Regions from separate parts of the Homo sapiens genome. Here region 2 is linked to region 1. Evidence: read pairs that join two places in POLR2A ChIA-PET (ENCODE). Cell type or tissue: K562. All regions are shown on one strand. Region 1 overlaps TTC7A (tetratricopeptide repeat domain 7A). Region 2 has its middle 40 kb from the start of MSH2-OT1.

What was found. ChIA-PET counts read pairs that join two places held together with the same protein. Peaks named below come from ENCODE experiments on the same cell type or tissue, not always from the same donor. Only the 100,000 strongest peaks of a DNase experiment are listed, where the experiment ranks them.
Region 2: POLR2A ChIA-PET joins it to region 1 with 6 read pairs; 2 of 35 experiments call an interaction of 5 or more read pairs at or near these places.

The regions. Positions count from the first base shown.
Region 1 is chr2:46,969,347-46,971,846 of GRCh38, forward strand. All of the region lies in intron 3 of TTC7A (tetratricopeptide repeat domain 7A), which reads left to right. Among named protein-coding and RNA genes, the nearest start is that of TTC7A, 29 kb to the left of the region's middle. In K562, no CTCF peak of the experiment used is centred here; a DNase peak (open chromatin) is centred at 1,479.
Region 2 is chr2:47,485,911-47,488,410 of GRCh38, forward strand. It overlaps a transcript of MSH2 not described here. Among named protein-coding and RNA genes, the nearest start is that of MSH2-OT1, 40 kb to the right of the region's middle. In K562, no CTCF peak of the experiment used is centred here; no DNase peak of the experiment used is centred here.

The sequences.
Region 1 (2,500 bases):
CAAAAACAAAATTAGCCGAGCTTAGTGGCGGGTGTCTGTAGTCCCAGCTACTCGGGAGGCTGAGGCAGGAGAATGGCGTGAACCCGGGAGGCAGAGCTTGCAGTGAGCCGAGATCGCGCCACTGCACTCCAGCCTGGGCGACAGTGCAACCTCCGACTCCCTGGTTCAAGTGATTCTCCTGCCTCAGCCTCCTGAGTAGCTGGGATTTACAGGCATGTGCCACCATGCCCAGCTAATTTTTGTATTTTTAGTAGAGACGGGGTTTCACCATGCTGGCCAGGATGGTCTCAATCTGACCTCGTGATCCGTCCGCCTCGGCCTCCCAAAGTGCTGGGATTACAGGCATGAGCCAGCGTGCCTGGCCCAGGAAATATTTTTTAAGTAGAGAGGGAGGAACTCCTTTGGGCTGTACACTTGGCTACGTGAATATGCTCATTCATCTATGCATCCGTCTGCATGCTTCCTAAACCCTAGGCCCTGGCCATCACTGGGGTGCAAAGATCAGTCGGAAATGGGTAGAGAGGATGATGACAATGCAGGAAAAAGGCACATACTTAGGAGATGCAGCCAGACTGTTCAACTGGTTTAGACACAGGGAGGCTTAACTCTACCTGGCAGGGTTTCAGAGAAGAGGTGGCTTTGCTTTGAGCTTTTTTTTAAATTGAAATGGGTCTTGTTCTGTCACCCAGCTGGAGTGCGGTGGCATAATCTTGGCTTACTGCAGCCTCCACCTCCCGGGCTCAAGCAATTCTCCCACCTCTGTCTTCTGAGTAGCTTGAGTCACAAGTGTGCGCCACCAAGCCCAGCTAATTTTTTCTATTTTGGGGGGGACGGGGTTTCACCATGTTCCCAGGCTGGTCTCAAACTCCTAAGGTCAAGCAGTCGCTTGCCTGGGCTTCCCAGTGTGCTGGGATTACAGGTGTGAGCCACTTCGCCTGGCCTGCTTTGAGCTTTCAAGAAGGATGGGATTTGGGGTTCTTGGAGAAGCATGATGGGGAGGCCCCTGCGGGGAGTGGAAGGAACAAATGCCACACAGGGAAGGTGGAGGCCCACAGACCATTGTTCCTGAATTCACAGCTTTGCGGTGGCCAGCCCTCTGGAGGCTTGGGGCTGGCAGCTTGAACTAGCCAGTAGCTGGCATCACCCATCCCAGTGCTGGACCCGGAGGTGTGGCAGGAGGGAGCCCAGCCTCAGCACATCTCTCCGGGGACTACAAGGCAGCTGTGTTGAAACAGATCCACTCCATGTCCCCTGGAATTGGCTGTGCCCTGCCACCTGCAGTTGGTCTCCTGGGCCAGGCCTCTGAACAGTTCGTAGGTTCGCCCCACCTTCCTGCAAGGTGGATAGGCTGCATGTCTGGGGAGCAGGGGCTGGCCTAGCTCTGGCAGTGAGCAACGAGGCCTGCCTCCTTGATTCTTTCTCGGTTCCTCTTCCCCCTTTAGTCCTCTGGAATAAGGATCCTCCCCCTCCTGGTTGTGAGTCATTTGGCAGTCGTTGACACCCAGTGTCCTGGGCACCTGGGTCTTTGTGTTGAGCAAGGACCTTCATGTTCTCTGCCCGCTTTCCTCCAGGCCAAGGCAACCGAACTTTGGATCTGGTCACACCCCAGCCTGGCAAAGGGACAAGGTCACTGAATCTGTGTGCATGGGAATGTGGCTAAGAAAAACAATAATAATTCCTTACCTTATATTTGCAGAGCACTTTGCACTTTGTCAGACATGACCAGGCTTGTGTTTTTTCATCCAGCCAGCAAATGCTTGTCCAGTACCTACTGTGTGCCAGGTGGTAGAAAAGTAAACACGATTAGGTTGATGTCTTGAAGGAGCCTACAGTCTGGGGAAACATATGAACAAATAAGTATAAGAAATGGTGAGTCAGGAATATGTATAGACTGGGGCTTAAAGGAGGAATGTTTGGTTATACCAGGGAATATCGGGAAGGGCTTTGTAGAGGAGGTGGCATTTAGTGGGTCAGAATATGAACAGTAATTTTGGGTAGACCTGGTGGGGTGGATACATTCCAGGCAGGAGGAACAACTTGAGCAAGTCAAGAAGGCATCCTACAACCTAGCAGTTGGGAGCAGGAGGTTAGTTGTGGATATGGCAGGTAAGGTGAGGGATGAGGCTGGAGAATTGATACCAGGAGGGCCTGGTGTGGAGCTTCCAGAAGTTGGACCTTACTCTGTAGCAGTGTGGACCCCTGGAGAGTTTTAGAAGGATCCCCCTGGGGATTAGAGTGAGACTGGAGGCAGGGAGGCCAGTTAGGCCGATGTAGTCATCCACTCAGGAGATAAAACCTGAAATAAGGTAATAGGAAGAGAGGAAGGGAAGGTTTGAAGTGCTGAGGACTTGGTCATTAGGTGGATGTTGGGGCTTATAGGGCAGGAAACAGTTGAGGATTCTTCCATTATACATCTCTTCAGTAAGTTCATCTTGAGCCTCTACTTACTACATGTAAAGTACCTAAAGTGTACTGTGTGGGCACAAAGATGGGACAGACA
Region 2 (2,500 bases), 520 kb after region 1:
AGTTTACCAAGTTCTTTTTCGTCATCGTTAATTTAGAGTGGGTTACATCAGTTTTTCTTTTCTGGCTGCCAAAGGCTTAGGAAAAAGGCAAACTGACAGAGGAAGATTTTAAATGTAGAAATATTTATTGGTTTACAAATCCTTTTAATCACTTATACATGAAAAGCTTTCATATAATTCAAAAAGCAAATTTTAAATTCCAATGAAATAGTTCATCCCGTGGTTGTGAAAGAGTGTTTTTAGATTGCTGCACAGAAGCATGTTTAACGTGGAAATCAGCTCATGGTTTTAGTTGTTAGGGCTACAAGAAATTGGGGGAGACTTCATTCCAAGAAAACATGTAGTCTGTCAGGCTGTTTTCATTCCTCTAAAAGAGACAGTTTTCTAAGATGTTTTTGAAAATGAGAAAATACGTAATAGATCTGCTTAAGAAGTTTCAAACTTAATCTGTGCTTATTACATGAATATGCTAATGTAAAACCAGGCCTTCAGTTAGTGTTTCCTTCCTTTTAGAATGGTGTATGTAAAGCAAAATATAAACTAATTTCTGACCTGTCAAAGGTTTTTTCTTAAAATTTAAATTTATAATGTGGTTTGGTTTTTCTTTCCCACTCAAACATGAATTTGGGTAATACCAGAATAAAGCTGGATATATAAATTTTATCCAAAATTTAGAACTCTGTTGTTAAGAAATCTGTTGACCACATAACCATGTTTCTGAGAAAATACATGATTTTTTGCATCTTTAAAAAAAATTAGCACTAAGAAGCTAAGATGAAGTTGTTTTTGTAATTTGATTTTTTTTTCCTTAAAATACTGTTTTGGAGTTAAAAGTTGTAGCAAAACTGGTATAAGAAAGATGTTTTAAGATATATTTAAGTCTTGTCTCATACTCTATTGACTAAGCTAGCCCGGTGACTAGGGTAGATGTATTTAAAGAATAACTTTTCCCCCTTAAAATCTCAATATTCCACATCCTGTTAGACTTCTTGAGTATTAAATACATCTTCTATCCTTGGTCTTTCTGCATTTAGCTTTTTTGGGAAGTATGTTTTTACCCAAGCATATGGTATGAGCTGCTGATTCAGTATTGAGTGGCTCTTTAAGCTTGTTAGTTACATTCTGCTGATTAAAATGGTGTACAGAATAGTCAGGAAAAACCAGTCCCTGGTCTGAAATAAACAATGTTAATTAGCTTATGGGGAAGAACAAATGAGTAAGGAGAATTTTCATATACAAAGGAAATCTCTGATTGTCTTTCTGGACTCAGTGTGTTTGGGTTAAGGAGATAGGGTGCGGCTGGAGAAAATGATGAAAATGTTCAGAATGTTACATGTATTTTTACACTGAAACTGGAAGTGGAAGCCCAGTGTGATAGTTTTCTGCCCGATGTTGGCCTGTCTTCACACCCACACCACTTATCTTGATTGATAGAGCTACTACTTCCTCTTATACTGCTTCAGAAGTTAACCTCTGTGGTGCAGTGCTAGGATATCACAGAGGAAATAATCCCTTGTAGACAGTGTCTTGTTGCTGGGAGTTATCAGTGCCTCCTGTTCTCTCTAAGGAGGGCAATGGGAAGCCCTTTCCTTGCATTTGCTACAGCCGTTTCCTTGACCTCCCTGGAAGAACAGTATTTCATGGTGTCAGACAACATTCAGAACATGCTCAAATTAAATGTATGTCAGTATGCATTTGCTTTGGTGTGTGGTTTGTCCAAACCAAAGTGCCCATACATGTCTCTGGTCCAGCCATGTGGGAAATTCAGCAGTGGGGTGAACCATATGGAAATGGCAGGTGTTGGGCAGCCTTGACTGGACTGCCCTGGTCTTACTTCTGGATTTGGTGAGTAGAAGATCACACTGTTGCTTGCTGCCCTGGGTTCACCTCAAAGAGGGAAAGAAGAATTAGCAACTTAAATGGTTAAATTTAGAAACAAGAAAAAGTTCTGTCAGTGGGCAGTTTCTTACGTCTAACAAAAAAAACAACAGCAGTGAATTCTTTTGTGTTCAGAATTAACCAGTAAACACAACCTTAGCAATTAACCTATCACTATCACGATTGTTTATTTCCTGGAATTTTGTTGACAGAATTAGTCCAATAAATGTTATGAATAATAATTTTATGAATAGAGATAGGTTAATGCCAAATTAAGTATAATTGAATCTGAGACATTAATGCAACTGTTTTAAATTCAACCACTGACCTGCAATTTTTATATGCCTTGTCCATCCAGCAAGATACATTTTGTCCATTTTTTTCATGTTTAAAATTTAATATTTATTGTCAATTCCAGTGTGTTTCATTGCTAAACATCAGGCTCAGCCAAAGCAATCACGAAAATGACTCCACGTTGAATCTTTAACATCACAATGTGGATTAACAATTTGGCAACATTTGGCTGGGCGCGGTAGCTCACCTATAATCCCAGCACTTTGGGAGGCCGAGGCAGGTGGATCACGAGGTCAGGAGATCGAGACCATCCTGGCTAACACGGTGA